Regions from separate parts of the Mus musculus genome. Here region 1 is linked to region 2. The links are chromatin loops, found by intact Hi-C in ENCODE. Cell type or tissue: heart. All regions are shown on one strand. Links, peaks and the distances in the headings refer to the core of each region. The heading gives the core; the rest is flanking DNA. Region 1 has its middle 22 kb from the start of Gm33318. Region 2 overlaps Svopl (SV2 related protein homolog (rat)-like).

What was found. Peaks named below come from ENCODE experiments on the same cell type or tissue, not always from the same donor. Only the 100,000 strongest peaks of a DNase experiment are listed, where the experiment ranks them.
Region 1: a loop joins it to region 2, with 4 times the contacts of the local background. A loop is called at or near these places in 2 of 42 quality-filtered maps.

What each region holds. Positions count from the first base shown.
Region 1 is chr6:37,459,243-37,468,939 of GRCm38, forward strand. No RefSeq gene overlaps it. Among named protein-coding and RNA genes, the nearest start is that of Gm33318, 22 kb to the left of the region's middle. In heart, for the core only: a CTCF peak has its summit at 4,853; a DNase peak (open chromatin) is centred at 4,919; H3K4me3 peaks cover 1,015 bases; H3K27ac peaks cover 732 bases; H3K27me3 peaks cover 237 bases.
Region 2 is chr6:38,003,083-38,012,779 of GRCm38, forward strand. It overlaps Svopl (SV2 related protein homolog (rat)-like), which reads right to left. Exons shown (of 16, transcript NM_177200.4): 13 at 9,209-9,290; 14 at 8,157-8,246. Among named protein-coding and RNA genes, the nearest start is that of Gm33494, 25 kb to the right of the region's middle. In heart, for the core only: a CTCF peak has its summit at 4,597 (motif pointing right); no DNase peak of the experiment used is centred there.

The DNA.
Region 1 (9,697 bases), core at 1,091-9,090, 540 kb before region 2:
TATTTATTTATTTATTTATTGAATGTATATAAGTACACTGTTGTTGTTTTGTCTTCAGACACACCAGAAGAGGGCATGAGATCACTTTGCAGATGGTTGTGAGCCTCCATGTGGTTACTGGGAATTGAACTCAGGACCTTTGGAAGAGCAGTCAGTATTCTTAACTACAAAGTCATCTCTCCAGCCCTAGGTGCATCTTCTCTGACTGAACCCAGACCCAGCAGTCCTCTGCTTATTCCCGTGTATGTATGTGTGTTGGGGTCCTCATATCAGCTGGTGTATGTTGTGTCTGGCCAGCAGATCACAGCCTGGGTTCTAGCCTGGAAAGGCATTTGGATACCTGGAAGAGAAGAGGGGCTAGGTGGCGAGATAAAGAAATGCAGCTAAGACAGGCATTTTGATCAAAGCTCAATTTTACTGTTCTGCATGCAGTATGAAGCAGGGGAAGGGGGCCCGATTCCCGCCAATTAATCTTGGGGTCCAATAGCAGAGTGACCACGTGCATGGCTCCGAACAGCAAAGCGGCAGGTTCCAGCAGTGGGCGTGGCAGAACGATTGAGCTGGCAAGCTCCACCCCTGAGCAAGCAGGTTTCAGGCTGGGGGAGGGGAGACTACAGGTGTATGCTGCCTGTTTAGTCATCCAGTGTTTGAGAGATCTCGGGGGTTCAAGATTGAGACTGCTGGTCCTCCCACAGGGTCGCCCTTCTCCTCAGCTTCTTTCAGCTTTTCCCTAATTCAACAACAGGGGTCAGCTGCTTCTGTCCATTGGTTGGGTGCAAATATTTGCATCTGACTCTTTCAGCTGCTTGTTAGTGTGGTCATGCTAGGTCCCTTTTTGGAGCACTCCATAGCCTTAGTAATAGTGTCAGGCCCTGGGACCTCTCCTTGAGCTAGATCCACTTTGAGCCTGTCGCTGGATCTTCTCCATTTCCATCCCTGTAATTCTCTCAGACAGGAACAATTATGTGTCAGAGTTGTGACTGTGGAAGCCCCCCCCCCCCCATTTGATGTCCTTTCTTCCTGCTTTATAAGTTCCTTCTCCCCACTGTCAGGCATTTCATCTAAGGTCACACTCCCTCTGAGTTCTGAGAGTCTCTCACCTCTCAGGTCTCTGGTATATTCTGGAGGATCCCCGCAGCCTCCCACCTCCCGAGGTTGCCTGTCTCCATTCTCTCAGCTGGCCCTCGGGGCTTCTGTGTCTTTTCCCTCATGCAGTGGTCACAGGCATGTGCAGCCATGCCCAGCTTTTGCTGTGAGAGCTGGGGATTTGAACACAGGTCTTCATGCTTACAAAGCAAACAGTCTTACCCACTGAGCTATCTCTGCAGCCCCTGTGAAAAGATTTTATATCAGATCTTTAGGAGGACTCGTCCTCTATCACTTATTGGAGACCTAAGTATTCATTCCATTTATTAGCTGACGCCATAGATGAGAAACCCACAGATGTAAAGCACTGGCCGTGTCTATGCCTCAGCAAGATAAATATTGAGATATATCTGACCTTAGAGGAAGGATGTCTTGATATTTCTTCCTTTCTCTGCTGATTTCTCTTGCTTTCATGGTGAAACTTGTGCACACTGTTCTGGAAAAACCACTGCTCACCCATTTTCCTCTTGACGTAATTTTCCATTGTGTGAATAATACTTTAAATCACCAATCTTTCTGCCACCTGAATCCTGTCCTTTACAGAGTCTTTCTCCTTGTATTTACTAAGTGTTTCTGAGACTATTCTTGTTATGTTTTCTCATGCGTGTGCACGCATTTCACTTACTGAAACACGGGATTGACTAGAAGAAAGGCGTGTGATGATCTACTGCAATGAAAATCTTGGGAAAACTTTCAGTTTCTGGCCCAGCATGTAAAGAACTTCAGTGACATCATTCACATCAATAAGAAGAAAGCAGAATACAGTAAGGGTCCGTGTCTTTTAGGTGTGTTGGAGAACTGTGCTTACAGGCACAGCCCTGTCCCTGTGTTGGAGAAAGCACTGGACAGATGGAATCACAGCGAGTGGAGGAACAACAGCGCTGGAGTTGGTCCTGGTGCAGGAAAAAACTGATAACCAACGCAGGGAAGAGGCTGTAGTATTGATGGCAACACTTACCCTATCACCCCCTCCCTTCCTTTACCCTTTCCTCCCCTCCCCTCCCCTCCCTTCCCCTCCCCTCCCCTCCCCTCCTCTCCTCTCCTCTCCCTCTCCTCCCCTCTTCCCTTCTCCTCTCCTCTTCTCTCCTCTGGCTTCTCCTCCCCTCCCCTCCCCTCCTCTCTCCTTTTCCCTCCTCTGGCCTCCCCTCTCCTCCCCTCTTCCCTTCTCTCCTCTTCCCTCCTCTGGCTTCTCCCCCCCTCCCCTCCCCTCCCCTCTCCTTTCCTTTTCCCTCCTCTGGCCTCCCCTCCCCTCTCCTTTCCTTTTCCCTCCTCTGACCTCCCCTCCCCTTCCCTCCCTTCCCTCCCCTCCCTCCCCTCACCTCCTCTCCTCTTCCCTCCTCTGATTTCTCCTCCTCTACCCTCCCCTCCCCTCCTCTCTTCTCCTCTTCTCTCCTCTTCTCTTCCCTCCTCTGGCTTTTCCTCCTCTACCTTCATTCCCCTCCCCTCCTCTCTTCTCTCGATCTCTCCTCTTCTGTCCCCTTCCTTCCTTTCTTCTTCTGACTTCTCCCCTCCTATCTTCTCCCCTCCTTTCCTCTCCTCTGCTCTCTACTTGCCTCCTCTCCTCTGCCATTCTCTCCTCCATACTCCTCTTCTCTGCAGTCCCCTCTCCTCTTCTCTCCTTCTCTCCCCTTCCCTTCCCTCCCCTCCCCTCCCCCTCCTCTCCTCACCTCACCTCTCCACTCACAAGCCTGATACCACCACAACAAGAGAAACATACTTCATTTGATCAGAGGTTTACATGAGGGCAGATGTGTTTAAAGCTCTGCTTAGACTCAGTGAAGATGGGGAGCCATGTGGAGATGAGACTGGGCGTGAAGGGAGTGATGTGCTTAAACAGGCTCCTGTGAAGAAATGAAGGAAGATCCTTCCTCCTGGTTATAGGAGAGGAGAATGAAGGTCTTTGGTCTACTGTGCATCCCTGCTCATACAGAAGAGAGGAGGATTGCAATGATAGGGTGGTTTCTATGTCTGCCACTGCTTTGGGAGAACTCTGGCTTCTATGTCTCACTTTGTACGAGACCTTGATGGGAGGTGACCCTGATGCCCTCACGGTACAGGAGTTCAAGAGCTCTCTGTGCCATAGCACTATATTTGAGGTGTCCTTGGTTGAGTCTCAACACTAAGACATCTGAGAATACATCATCTCACAGGCTGCACCGTCTCGGGGAATTACACCCCCCCACACACACTTTTTTTTTTTTTTTAACCTTGAACTTGCCAAGTTTTCATGATGAGAATGGGAGGACATCCTCTGATACTTCTGAAAAACAGATTGTCCATTTTAAATGAGAGGTCCTATTGTTAACTCGGTGTGTCCACAAACAACTTCAGAAACTGTCTCCATTGCATGGACTATAGGTCCCATCACGGAGATAAGAAGACCATCTGAATTCTTCTTCTCTAGCATTTCCAGCTCACCTAAGGGGGTCAGGGGTGACACAGATCTGTCCTAGCTCTGAGTCACTGTCCAATGGCCTACAGACCAAAACCTGTTAACTGGGCTGCAGAAACTGCAATAGTAGACTCTACTATTATCGTTGAAAATCCCAACCCCATTCTACTAGTAATTGGCAGGTTCAGTAGGTAGAAAATTGTGAAAGACACAGTTGAACTGAATAACACTGTCAACCAACTGGATGCAACTGGTACCTATAGAGTATGACATCCAACAATAAAGATTTATTTCAAGCTCATCCAAAACAATCAGCATTGTAATTCATACCCTGGACCACACAAACACACTTCAAATATCCTAAATAGGGCTGGAGAGATGCCACCATGAGGCTGCTTTTTCTAGCCTAGTTTTCCAGCACCCACACAGTGGCTCACAACCACTTGTAACTCTAGTTCCAGTTCTAGTTCTGACATTCTCTTCTGGCCTTTGTGGGCATCAGGCATGCATGTGGTATACATACGTAGAAACATTCAGGCAGACACTCATATATAAACACTCACAGATAAAAATAAGTAAAAAAAATTGAAACAGGGTCTCATACTTCATGGCTGTGGCTTGTGTGAAACCTGGAATGTAGATAGGCTAACCTCAGACTCAGAGATCTATTCACCTGTGTCCTTAGTGCTAGGATTAAAGGCCTGCACTTCTGCACTTAAATAAAAATTATACAAAGCTCACAAATGGAAATGGGAATAAACTAGAAAACAATAATGGAAAACTGAGAAACTCCATAAAATACTTGAGATTAAAGGGCATAATTCTAAGTAAATGTGAGTCAATGATGTCACAAGAGAGGTAACTATAACTCACCAACATTTGCTTAATACAAACTGGGCATAGTAATACTTGCCCATAGTCCTTCCTAGTACTGAGCAGGTTGAGCCAGGAGAATCAGTTTAAGGCCAAGGATAGCCAAAGCTATATACCAAGACCTTCTCAAGGAACAAATAAAACAAGAACAAAAAGTATCCCAACAACTGAGGGCTGGTTCCCTTCTAGTTCTGGTGGGCAACCAAAACTGCTGTTGGCAAGACCTTATCCCTGAAGACATCAAATGTTCTGGTGACAGGGCATGGAGAAATTAAGCTAGAACTGGGCTGGAAGTCTCCTCCCTGCTGGAGAGCCCTAACTATGCTAGACAAAGCTGAACCCACTGCAAGAGGAAAGCGTCGTCAATGGTCTTACTCAACTGTAGATGGAGCCTGTGTGCAGCAATGATGACCAGCCACTCAAGATGTGTTCAGTGGAACAGTAGTGGCTTCACAGTTAAAGAGGTATACACTTGCTTTCAGATTGGGTTTGTGTTGGGAGCCGCCCCCACATTCGCCGTCACAAGATGGCGCTGACATCCTGTGTTCTAAGTGGTAAACAAATAATCTGCGCATGAGCCAAGGGTATTTTATGACTACTTGTACTCTACCTTTCCCGTGAACGTCAGCTCGGCCATGGGCTGCAGCCAATCAGGGAGTGATGCGTCCTAGGCGAAATATAACTCTCCTAAAAAAGGGGACGGGGTTTCCGCCATTCTCTCTCGCTGGCATCTCTCTGGCTCTGCGCGCCCTGCGCTCGCTCGCTGCCTAAAGATGTAAACAATAGAGCGCGCGCGCCGGAGCTCTGGCTCCTAAAGATGTAATTGAAGGGGCTTTCGTTTTTGGGGCTGGGCGCTGGGCGCTTGCCCTCCTGGCTCCCAAAGATGTAAGCAATAAAGTTTTGCCGCAGAAGATTTTGGTTTGTTGCGTCTTTCCTGGCCGGGCGTGAGAACGCTATTAAGAGGTTTGGGGTCCACTCTGCATCTGGTACTATAAACCTGGTCAAAAGTCCATGGTTGAGAAGGTCGGAGACCATAGTATAGGCGTCCTTTTCCCTCCCTAAATGGATATGATGTGCTCATCAGATGTCTTCTGCACAATTGTATTTATGTGTATAGATTAGTGCTGCTGTCTGCTTTACTCAGAGAAACTGCCTTCTGCAGTAGGTTCCTTGTAGTCTCAGCACTCAGGAGATGGAGGTAGAAGAATCAAGAGTTGAAGGACAGGCCAGGTGGTAGCAGAACAAGCCTGTGATCCCAGCACTTGGGAGGCAGATGCAGGTGGATCTCTGTGAGTTCAAGGCCAGCCTGGTCTACAAAGCATGCTCTAGAATATCCAGAATAGCAAGGGCTGTTACACAGAGACAACTTGTCTCAAAAACAAACAAACAAAAAACACAAAAAAATTCAAGGACAGTCTCAGCTACATAATAAATTCAAGGTTAATCTAAATGACACCCTGTCTCAAGCAACAATGGCAGCAAAAACAATAAAAAAACCAACTAGCCAACCAAACAACCAAACCAAAAAACCAAACCAAACCAAAACAAAACAAAACAAAAAAACCCTATTTTTAAAAATGGGGGATACAGTAAAAGCAACAGTAAGAAAATATAGCATCAAAATATATGCAAAGAAAATATGAAAGATGACAAAAATCAATCTAAGGTTTCACTTTAAGAAACTAAAAACCAGGGCTGGAGAGATGGCTCTGTTGGTAAAGTGCATGCATGCAAGCATGGTGGCTTGAGTCAGAGCCCAGAACACAAAGAAGGATGGCACAGGGTTGTGAATGCCTCTTATCCCAACAGTGGGCAGGCAGAAGCAAGCAGGTCCTGGGATTCCCAGTCTGTTGATGAACTCCAGGCCAGAGAGAAAGACTCTGCCTCCCATGTACATGGGCACATGTGTGCACACACACACACTGAGAAAGAGACAGAGAGACAGAGAGAAACTGAGTGTATCTCAGTGGTAGAGAACTTACACAGTATGTGAAAAGCCCTGAGTTTGGTTTTCAGAACTGCAAGGAAGAAAAGAAAGGAGGGAGGGGACAGACAGAAGGACTGAGGGAAGAATAGAGGGAGGAAAGAACAGAAGAGAAAGATAAATGGGAGGGAAGGAAAATGGAAAGGAAAGGGAAGGGGAAAGGAGGGAAAGCGGGAGGGAAGGGAGGAGGAGGGGAGGGGGAGGGAGGAAGGAAGGCTATTATGACTAGTCTGTGCCTACATATTTGAAAACCTAGATCAATCCCCACATGCAGAAACATGAGTAGGTCTATCTCTGGTAAAGAAATGGAATCGGTAGTGAACACAGTTTTAAAACAGAAAGTACAGGACCAGATGTTCAACAGATGGCGTCTACCAAACAAAGAAGAAACTGTACCAGCTTTCTGCAGCCTCCTAAACAGAGCCAGAAAGGAAACTTCCTAAGTTATACGAGGAGCTCTGCATTACCATAATGCAAATCAGACAACAAGATTACCAGAAAGGAATTCTACAGACCAGAGTGTGTGTCACATAAATTCTCAACAAAATGTTACCCAGCCCCGCCATGCATTAAAAACCGACATACCACAGTGTCTTAGTTGAGGTTTTATTGCTGTGTCAAAAATGCCTTACTGCTGAATCTCATAGAGGCATTTCCTCAACTGAGGCTCCTGCCTCTCTGATGACTCTAGCTTATGTCAAGTTGACACCCAAAATCAGCCAGTATTCACAGCTAAGTGATATTTATTCTAGTTATACAAAGATGATTGATCACTTGAAAACAATTATCTCAATCACCTCCACACACGAAAGAATAAAAAACAGAGACAAGATCAAGAAGTTTCTTAAAACTGATAAGCAATTATAACAGTTATATGAGGAAAGAAAAATTGATTCACAAAAAAAACTATCTGCCCTTTCCTTCCCTCCCTTCACCCATTCTTTCTATCTTTTAAAAATTATATTATTATTATGATAATGAGGATGATAATGATGCATGTGTGTGTGTTTGTGTGTTCCTGCATGTATACATGATCGGAAGATGTACAACAGCACATTTGTGGGGATCAGAAGACAACATTTGGAGTTAGTTCTCTTCTTCCACCTTTATATAGGTACTGGGATCAAACTCAGGTTACCAGACTGGAGCAGCAAGTGCCTTTACATGTTAAGCCATCTCAAAGGCCCTCCTTCATTTTTTTCTTTCTTACATTTATTTTTTAAGAATCCTGCTATGTAGGACTAGACGCATGGCTCAGTTGGTAAAAGCTATCTTACAACCAAGAAGACAAGAATCTTGCTATGTAGTTCAGTCTTTAACTCATAGTTTTCTTGCCTCAGATTCCAGGATGTTGGGACTGTAAAGTATGTATCACCATGCCTAGTTACATGCCAGTACTGAGCAAGACAATGTACTTGACTACCAAAACTATATATCTGATTTATATATATGATATACATATATATGATCTACCTTAGGAAAATGTGAAATAAAAGATCTAAACAGATAATTTCCATGTACACGGGAGAAAGCTGAAATAATGCAAAGACATCATTAAACCCAATTGCACTTATGGATTCAATGCAATTCCAATCAAAGTCTTAAGTCATCGTTTGAAAATCAACAAAGTAATTCTAAGATTTATATGGAAAGCGAAAAACTTCAAATAGCCAACACCAATTTGAAGGAGAGTATGGATGTCAGAGGGCTAACACTACCCAATTTCAGGACTTGCTATAGAAACTTTGCCCCTTCTTAGAATTGGGAACAAAACACCCATGGAAGGAGTTACAGAGACAAAGTTTGGAGCTGAGACGAAAGGATGGACCATCTAGAGACTGCCATATCCAGGGATCCATCCCATAATCAGCTTCCAAACGCTGACACCATTGCATACACTAGCAAGATTTTGCTGAAAGGACCCAGATAGAGCTGTCTCTTGTGAGACTATGCTGGGGCCTAGCAAACACAGAAGTGGATGCTAACAGTCAGCTATTGGATGGATCACGGGGCCCCCAATGGAGGAGCTAGAGAAAGGAGCTGAAGGGATCTGCAACCCTATAGGTGGAACAACAATATGAACTAACCAGTACCCCCCACCCCCGGAGCTCATGTCTCTAGTTGCATATGTATCAGAAAATGGCCTAGTCGGCCATCAGTGAAAAGAGAGGCCCATTGGTTGTGCAAACTTTATATACCTCAGTATAGGGGAATGCCAGGGCCAAGAAGTGGGAGTGGGTGGGGGAGCGTGTGGGTGACTTTTGGGATAGCATTGGAAATGTAAATGAAATAAATGCCAAAAAAACAAAAACAAAAACAAAAACAAAAACCAGGCAGTTCATGGAAAAGTGGGTGCACTCTCCAGAAAAACACCTAGCAACTTCTAGCAACAGACCCACTCACACTCAACTCAGCCTTGATGAAGGAACTAAGGCAAACCCATGTGTAAATGATAAAATTTCTTGTTTTTAGGATTTATTTTTATTTTATGTGTATGAATGTTTTACCTACATGTATGTATATGCACCATAAATGCATGTAGTACCCACAGAGGCCAGAAGAGGCCATCAAATTCCCTTGGTGCTGGAGTCATATATGGTTGTGAATTACCATGTGGGTGCTTGGAATTGCACCTAGGTTCTCGGCAAGAGCAGACATTGCTCTTAACCTCTAAGCCATCTTTCTAGTCCAAAGCTAATCTTTCAATAAATCACACTGAAGTAGAAAAGCACAGCAGCAACAACCCAAGTGAAAAATATAAAAAGGAAGAAAAACACTAAAGACCTTTTCATCATGCTTGGTACTGAAAACTTAGTCAATTATGAAGGGCTAGTAAAATAAAATGGACCTCAAAGGAGGGCCTACAACCCCTACTTTACTAAACCAGAATATCCCTAACAACATCTAAACATTTGTCCATATACCCACAGAAAGATATGACCCTCACCCCTTGTCAAGGAAATTTCTCTTTGCAACGAACAGAGACCATTACAGAACCACAACCAATAAAAATGCAAAGTTGTGGAGCCCAGTCCCAAAGGATACACATACAGAGCAACTCCTACACCTAAGCACAGGGAACACTCTAGAAGTCAGGGGGAAGACTGTAAAAGCTATAGGGTCAGGGAGTCTGCTGTGTGACTGTGTCTCCCAGTGTTGTCACAAGCAACAACTATAAAGTCATCAACATGACTGATGAACATGAGCTGAACAAAGATGACACCGATAGACATACCAAATGGATTGGGTAAAGTCTATGAGGCCTCAACCCTACACAAAGAACTACAAGCAACTAAGAAATG
Region 2 (9,697 bases), core at 1,183-9,182:
CTAGACTTTTAAAGATGTATAGCATATTCCTTTTAAATTATTTGAGATGGTGGGGAGAGGACTTCCAAATTCCTTCTATAGATTCAGTATTTCCTCATTACCAAAAGCAGGTAAAGACACAACAAAAAGGGCAAACTAGAGTCCAATAACCCTCAGTGACCATCCATGTTGAAATCCTCAAATACAGGCACATATCAAAAAAGACCATATGCCATGATCAAGTTGGCTTTACCACAGAGATGCAAGGTTGGCTCAACATTCATAAGTCATTAAGCATAATAAGTCATATAAATGGACTTAAAGACAAAAGTCATTTATCTCAATACGGTCAGAAAAGGCCTTTGACAAAATCCAACATGCCCTCATGATAAAAGTCCTAGAGAGAGCAGGACTGGAGGGAACATGCCTCAACATGATAAACATGATATATGACAACTCCATAGACAATACCATCCTTTTAAATGGAAAAACTTAAAGCAACCCCATTAAATTCAGGAATGAGACAAGGCTGTCAACTATCCACATGCCTTTTCCATACGTGCTTGACACACTAGCTAAGCAATAAGGAGAAAGACACCAAAGAGTTACAAACAGGAAAAACCAAATTACCCCTACTTGCAGATGATATATTATATATAACATCCCCAAAATTCCACCAGAAAACTATTAATGATCAGTAATTATTGCACAGTTGTAGGGCCCAAAGTCAAAACCCAGGAGCCTTTCTATATGTCAGCAACAAACATGCTGAGAAAAAGGGTTATGGGCACACTCTCCTTCACAATAACCAGTTGTTTTTTAATCTAGGAATAAGTCTAAAGAGGTGGACAATCACATAATAAAACTTTCAATTTCTGGAGAAAGAGATTGAGAAAGACCCTAAACAATGCAAAGACCTCTCATGTTCATGGATCAGTAGAACCGATACTATAAAATTGATCATTTTACCAAAAGCAATTTATAGATTGAGTGCAATCTCAATCAAAACCCACATAAACAGGGGGGGTGGGGAAAGAATACTAAAATATATTTGGAACCACAAATGACCCCAGATATCCAAAGCAATCCTCAGCAAAAAAGATGAATGTCTGCGGGTTATCATCCCAGAGGTCAGGCTATATTCCAGAGCTGTAATAATAAAACAGCTTGGTACTGGTACAAAAGCAGACAATGGAGATCAGTGGAACAAAACAGGAGAGCCAAACATAAGCGTGTAAGCAGAACCACCTGATACTTGACAAAAGTGCCCCAAAAATGCAGCGGAGAAAAGAGCATCCTAAGCAAATGGTGCTGGGGAAGTGTGATGTGCATATGAAGAAGAATAAAAGTGAACCCACATCTATCCATTCCCAATGGACCAAAGACCCCAAGGCAATGCCCGAAATACTGAAACTGCTAGAAGAAAACTCGGACCGTGCAAGACAGGTGTGGGAAAGGACATCCTGGATAGGACTCCATTTGCTTCAGGAATTAATAGCGACAATGGACATATAGACCACATAAAAGGCAATGGGCATATAGACCACATAAAAGACAATGGACATATAGACCACATAAAAGCGTCTGTACAGCAGAGAAAACACATGAAGAGGAAGTGTATGTGTGTGTGTGTAATATATATATATTACAAAAAATGAGTCAAAAAAAAACAAGTGATGGGCTGAAGAGGTGGCTCAGCAATTAAGAGTACTTGCCGTTCTTCTGGAAGATCCAGGTGGTCCTCAGCACCTCATCAAATGACTCAACCATCCCCAGTTTCAGGGGATCCATAGCCTCTGGCCTCTGTGGATACATGTGTGCACATACCCACATGCACACACACACACATAATTAAAAATAATAAAAGTAGAATTTTTAAAAGAAATAACCCAGTGTGAAAATGGGCTACAGCTCTGAACAGAAGTTCTCAAAAGAATAAATAAATGGCTAAGAAATATTTCAGAAGGTGTTCAACGTCCTTAGCAATTAGGGAAATGCAAATTAGAACTAGTTTGAGTTCGTATCAGAATGTTATCAGAATGGCTAAGATCAATAAGACAGCTAACGACAAATGTTAGTGAGAATATCGGGAAAAGAAACCTTTATTTACTGTTAGTGGAATTGCAAATCGGCATAAACTCTGAATATCAATGTGGAGAATTCTCAAAAACCTAAGAACAGATCTACCACATGGCCCAGCTGTACCACTCCTTGGCATAAGTGCCAACACCCTACTCCACAGATACATATGTTCAACAGGAAAACAGGAACAATCTAATGTCCTTCTGTTGCTGATTAAATAATGAAAATATAGGAGATAATACACAGCAAAATACTATTCAAACCATAAAAAAAAAAAAAGCATGAAACGTGTAGGCAAACAGATAGAACTCAAAAACATGAAGTCAGGCATTAATCCCAGCGCTCATGGGGTGGAGGCTAGTGGCTCTCTGAGTTCAAGGGTCAGCCTGGTCTATACAGGGAGTTCTCGGACAGCCAGGGGTTACATGGAGAGACCCTGCCTCAAGAAAAGAGAGGTATACTGAGCCAAGTAGCCCAGACCTGAAACAAACACTTCATGTTCTCTCTTATTTGTGAGTCTTAGCTCTGGGTTTTTAGATCTGAGTATGTAGCCAGGAGTCACCACAGAAACTAGGAAAGTTAGAGAGGGACCATGGGGACTTAACTGCAAAGGAGGAAGGAAGCCAGTGTAGACAGGGAGGGGGGAAGAAGGATAAAAACACACTAAGAGCATGAAAGAAAAGCCATAGGAAAATATAGTGGTTTATGTTTATATATACATACATAAAATATATTGGTTTATGTCTACATAGACAGACAGACAGAAAATATATTGGTTTATGTTTACATAGACAGACAGACAGACAGACAGACATACGTGTGTGTGTGTGTATAAAGAGAGGGGGAGGGAAGAAGGGAAAGAGAAAGGGGCAGTTATGACACTTGGGGTGATACCATGGACTATCTAATTAAAGCCCCAATACAAAGTATGGCAATCTGCCTTTGGAGTTGTTGGCCAGAAGAATCAGAGAGACTCCCAACAATAGAGGTTCTTATTGCTGTTGCCTTTGGCTGCTTCCCCAAAGTTGAAGGTAATAGCTATCGCTGAAGACAACACACACATTGGACACAGACTTGGAGGAATTGAGACGGAACTGACCTGGAAGCCTCTTCCCAGAGGACGAGTTCTCGTGTCTAATGATGCTATGCAAGCTGCCAAGAGAGAGGAGCAATCGCCAGCCCTACCTAGTGATAACATATAACTCCTACAACCACCAGCAACATGGCAAGCTATTCCCAATGGTGCAATGGTGGTACTGACATCTTAAGTGTAACCAACAACTGTCTAACAGGGCCCAAGGCTTGCTCAGCAGGAGAGAATTCAAGCCTGGTACTGCAAACCTAGTCAACCTGTAGCTAGGGGAGTCTCCCTAAAGGAGAGCCTGCTACCATTTTCCTGAACTAATATATTTGCTGTTTTCTAACTATTTACAGCCACAAATAAGTGTTGCTCTCATCCCTCATCAAAGAACCTTCGTTTTGCATCAGAAAGAGACGCTATAAAAATTCCCAACTGATCAAAAAGCAAAGAGCAGCTGACCATGGGGTGCCCAGCTGCAGTCAATGTAATACAATTAGCCTACACCTAAGGCTCAGAAACATCACAGAAGATGAAGCAGGAAGACTGTAAGACCCAGAAGACAGGAAAGTCTGCTACACGATAGTGTCTTCTGTACAATAGGGAGCTTTACCATGAAATCTCAACAATACAAACATGCCAGTGTGGATGAAGGACGCCTCACAAGGGCTCCGCTCCTAGATGAAAAGCTTCAGGCAAGTGAGAGCTAATGAGACAGGGGCACGCAGTCTTCTCTAGGTACAAGTCTACTGATACGGTATCCAACTCTTAGCTGGCAGCCCAAAGCACATACATATACAAGCAACATTAAATGGACTCGGTAGGCTGCGTGTGTGTGTGTGTGTGTGTGTGTGTGTGTGTGTGTGTGTGTGTGTGTGTAAAATAATAATTATGCAATCACAAACTTGAGAAGGAGTGAGGGGTGGACATGGGAGAAGTTGGAGAAAAAGACAGGGTGGAAATTATGTAACTACAGAACTCATGTGTAAAATTCCCAAATTAATACATAAAAACCTAGAAGATACAATAACATGATATAACTAATATGGTATAATAAGAGAATAACAATTTTATTTCATAAAACAAAGACTATTAGTGAGCTACATAAATACTGCTACAAAATTTTTTTTCTATGATGGGGCAGGGGCGGGGGGGGATTTATACTCCAGAAACCATTTCTTAAATTAGTCACTGAAAGAGGATTCAAGGTGAAGAGACCTCCTTCCTCTTAACAAAGGCTCCATTTGTTTGCCATGCCCCATTCTCTGAGTGAACTTTCCCACTGGCAGTCCTTTGTGCTGAGTTGTGTGCGTGCACGTGTGTGTGTGTGTGTGTGTGTGTGTGTGTGTGTGTGTGTGTGTGAGGCATACACTTGTGCCTTCATTTATTTGCATAATGGTCTCATCTTCATAAGATTGTCTTGTTTATGTTTGGCCACAAGAGGGCAGTCTTCGTTGCTTTGACACGCTACTTTCCCTAGCTGTTCCACACATCAGGCTGTGCTACCAGGACTTAACCACCCATCCATAGAAGGTCTCAGTATATCATACATCGCTGAAACACGGGACTCCTAATGCCATTGACCCTGTAGGTCTATATGCCCCTCCAAAGTCCCTATGTTGAAATCCTAATCTCAGATACGAGCATGTTCTTTTTGGAAGTGGGTCCTTTGGGAGGTGCTTGCAACCTTATAAAGCAGGCCACACGAGGCGTTTTCATGGATGCAGATACAATGAGAAGGTGGCCATCAGCCAGCAAGGCAGAAAGGGCCCTCACAAAATCCAACTCTACAGACATCTAATCCTGTGCTTCCCGTCCCTAGAGCTGTCAGAAAGTTCTGTTATTTATAAGCTACTCAGTCTGATTGTTTTGTTTTGTTTTCTGAAACAGGGTCTCACCTAGCCCTGGCTCTAAACTTACTAGGTAGGTGAGGGTGGCCTTGAACTTCTGATCCTCCTTCCTCTACCTCCCAAAGTGCTGGGATTGCAGGGGCTGGAACCCAGGGTTACTTGCATGCTAGGTAGACACTCTTCCAACTGAGCCACACCCCTAGCTCCTCCGTCTATGATAAGTTGCTATAAGAGCATGAGCTAAGATACTTGGCTAGGATTAAGGCACCTGATTCCCAGATGCTTCCCAGAAAAAAGGAGAATAGTCCTTGGTCTAGCTCCATGGAAGCTTTGTGCAGGTCCCTTCTGCACTGTAGCAAGCCTTTACTTTATAGTAAAATTCTCCTTTGTTTGCTTGGAATATGTGAACCTGGATTTTATTATTTTATTGCAGTCAATTTCTTAACAACTAGATACGTCAAAACATTCACTTTTGTTTTTGTTTTTGTTTGTTTTTGGTTTTGTTTTTTGAGACAGGGTTTCTTGGTGTAGCGCTGGCTATCCTGGAACTCACTCTTTATGTAAACCAGGCTGGCCTCGAGCTCAGAAATTCACCTGTCTCTGCCTCCAAGTGCTGGTATTAAAGGCATGTGCTTCCACTGCCCAGCAAAAAATTTGCTTTTAAAAATGCATTTGACTTAAAAATTTATATATTTAGGCTTTAGATTATGTAAACATATTACTAACTGATGTATATGGCTTTTACTTTTAAAATATATTTTGTGTGTGTATGCATATGGGGGGAGGGTGCTATATGTGCGCAGTACCTGAGATGTCCAAAAGAGGACATCAGGTATCACAGACCTGTGGTTATAGACAGATGTCAGCCACCCGACATGGATGTTGGGTGTTCGAACTGAACGTCAGTCCTCTGGAAGAACAGCAAACATTCTAAGCACTAAGCTATCTCTTCAGGCCTGGAAAGTTTATGCTTGAACTTATTGAATCACCTGTTGTAGAAACTAAAAGAGGAAAGAATCTTGTGAGAGGAAAGCCAGCTCCTAGCCCCACTCTCCCAGTGGATGGCGCAGCCGTCCTCAGAAAGGCACACAGAGCAGCCGACTCAGACTTGGCCGTGGGTACTTAAAGTGCAGGTAGCGGGTCTCCATCTCTACCATCTGCATCTCTGGGTAGAGCCCCGGAATATTTATGTCATAACGCTACCCTAGCACTTAAGACTGACAGCTACCACCAAGGAAAGCCTGAAGCAGCTCACTCCATGAGAAACCTTGGCAATACCTTAGGAGTGGACACGAAGCGTCCCAGACTTGAATTCTCCACATTCAAACTGGTTAAGGAAGTGAAGTACATAGTGGCTGATTGCACTAGATGGGATTTAAAGTGCCTTTGTTTCTCTTATTTTCACATTCCCTCTTCCCCTCATTCCCTCCCCTACCACAGTTCCTTAAAGGCAATAATAATAACAACAACAATAATAATGTAAAGCCAACTTGTTAAAGCTAGTTCCAATATCCAAACACTGCATCATGCATCTTGTTGGTGCTCGGTAATGAAGCAAATTAAACTCTTCCCCATGAAGATAGACTCCAGAGGCAGCAAAGGATGCTTCTATAGATTGAAATACATCTGAGCTTTCAACACACAGGAAAAAAGAAGGAGGAGCCTTCTTCCTGCTTTGCCGAGCGAGTGGCCTCTCTTGCAGAGCTGACACTGATACCTGTGTGGTCCTTGAAGAAGGTGTCCTCAGCGAGAAAGGTGCTGTTCCCGTGGCCTGCATGCTTTAGATATCATCTTGCCTAGAGTACTAAACATTTGCAGCCATTGTGTACCTTAACAAGAAGGAACTCATCTGTGGTCACAAAAATATTTTGTTCATGAGAAGTATGTATCTGAGGAGCACTTTGGCCTTGATTATTGTCATTATTATATAATGTCTCTCAAATGCTATGTCATATATGTCCCTAACTGCTTTGATTTAAGTAGTCTCATCCTCCAGATTAACATATGCAAATACGCTATTATTCACCCCTGCTTTAGAATGTGGAAGGCATAGGAAGAATGAGCTACAGCCGCCCAGAGTCAGGAGCCCACTTCATGCCCAGGAAGCCAAGCAGAGCAGAACCCCCCAGGCCTCAGGCCTCAGCCCACGTTGTGATCTTTTCTGACCCTTGCCAAGGCCCCTGGAATCAATGTGGCCTGATACATAAACAGTGCCAGATCCCTGGGGAGAACGCTACTGGTGACTGAGAACCCAGAGTCTCCATCCCCACTGGAAACTGGGAGAGAAAGCTGGCCTCAGGCAGGCTGCTCACAAGGAGACTGGGTGCCCCACCCACCCATCCCTCCATCCCCCAACTGGTAGGCTGTTCTCTGCTACATGTGAAATAGGCTGGAAGGATTTTCAAAAGCAACAATGAAAGACTTAAGACAGGAAACTCTTTCAGGGGAGTTTAAAAACTTTGTAGACACAAAAATTCCCTCTATTGAAATATAAGAAACATCTTATGATATGGCTTGATGGTTAAGAGCACTGACTGTTCTTCTAGAGGTCCTGAGTTCAATTCCCAGCAACCACATGATAGCTCACAACCATCTGTAATGGGATCCAATAACCTTTTCTGGTGTGTCTGAAAACAGTTACAGTATACTCATTTGTACAAAATAAATATTCTTTAAAAAAACGACAACAACAAAGATAGGATTTTATCCCAGCCTGTGCCAGACTTTTGCCCAGCCCCACCTCCCGGTGTCAAGGCTCTGCCTTCCTGATCTACCCCCAGTATTTTCTTGCTTTTCTTTTTTTTAATTATTTATTTATTATATGTAAGTACACTGTAGCTGTCTTCAGAAGAGGGCACCAGATCTTGTTACAAATGGTTGTGAGCCACCATGTGGTTGCTGGGATTTGAACTCAGGACCTCTGGAAGAGCAGTCAGTGCTCTTAACCGCTGAGCCATCTCTCCAGCCCCCTTTTCTTGCTTTTCAATAGTCCATCCTGGCTGACAAGTTCCACAAGAGATAGAACTCACAATTAGAGCCCATAGATAATTAAGCATTCATGCCCCAAATAAAGCAGAAATCCTTGCTATGCCCTTACTCTGAGAACACTAGGGTCTCTTTCCCCACCCCACTGAGGTTCAGTCTCCTTGCACACCCTTCTTGGGTACCTGGGATATAAATGGAGCTACCATTGCTCCAATGCGACACAGGGAGCCGCTGGTTCCCATCCCTATAGCACGCATCGGGGTTGGGTAGACCTGCAGAGAAAAGGAATAGAAAACACCCATTGGTGACTGGTCGTCCCAGGATTCTCTCCTTTCCTTCCCTCTCTAGACCAGGTTTCTTTATTTGTAGCATACTGGTTGGATTTTGGGGCAGAAGATGCGCTTTGTCTTTGGGATACAGTTTTGAACTTTTTTTAAAAAGTTACATTTATTTATTCCCGGTGTGTGCATGGATATGCATGCATTTATGGTGCATGTAGAGGTCAGAGGAAAGCTCGAAGGAGTCAGAGCTGTCCTTCTATCATGTCAATCTAAGAGATTGAACTCAGACTGTCATGTTTGGCAGCAAGTGCCTTTTCCCAGTGAGCCATCTCCCAGCCCGTGGTGATTAATTTTTATTGTCAACATATTTGGATGCAGAGCTGCTTAAATTAATAAAGAACAGAGCACTGGGCATGCCCCAATCAGTTGTTTAATCCACTAATGAACTCAAAATTTAGATAGACTAGAATTTTGGAAGCCTCGTTAGAAGATGTGGGCACTGGCGTGTGCTTTTGAGGATGTATCATAGCTCACATCCCTTCTTGTTACTCCTCTGGCTTCCTGGCTGCTATGAGGTAACCAGCTTTTCTCTCCCACACCCTTTGACAATGGTGTCTCTGTTACAGACCAAAGGGTAAAACAGACTGCCATGAGCCAGGACAACTGGAACTGAGCTAAAAGAGATCTTCCCTCCCTAAAATTATTTCAGGCATTTGTCATAGTGACAAGTTTGACTAACATCCTGATTTTACAAGAAAGGAAAGAGCTCTTGTCTTTGAGAGACTGGATTTCAGTAGACTGAACAAGAGAGGGGAAGCCCATATCAAACTCTCTGATATCATTCTCAGAATGTTTTAAGAAACTTGTCGAATGGTTAACAGCAGGCAGAGATGCACAGATTGAAAGCTCGCTGGGCGTGTCCTGTATAGCCACAGTCATTTCCCCATGCTCACCTCAGCAGTGTAAATGTAGATGGTGTTGAAGTTTGCTGCCACCAGGGCCCTCAGCATGAAGAGGAAGCCAATGAGGCCTGCACTGAAGAGGAAACAGAGGAGTTATAGGAACCAACACAGAGGAACTTCCAAGATGGTCTCACAAAGCTCTGAGCCTTGGCAGGATGCTGTCCTCAAATGGCCTGACTGGGACATCCTAAGCCAGTTTCCTCACAATGCATTCACCAAATCATGATGCTTAGGCCTGAGGCTCCCTGATGAGCGCATGCCTTGGGAATGGTACTTATTGGTATAATTGCTTTGCCTGCATGTGCATATATATAAACATATGTTCATTACATGTATGCCTGGAAGGTCAGAACAGGGCATCAGATCCCCTGGAACTGGAATTCAGGTGGTTGGGAAACATTCTGTAGGTGCTCACAACTGAACCTGGGTCCTCTACAGGAGCAGCAAATGCTCTTATCTGCTAAGCCGTCTCTCCAGCCC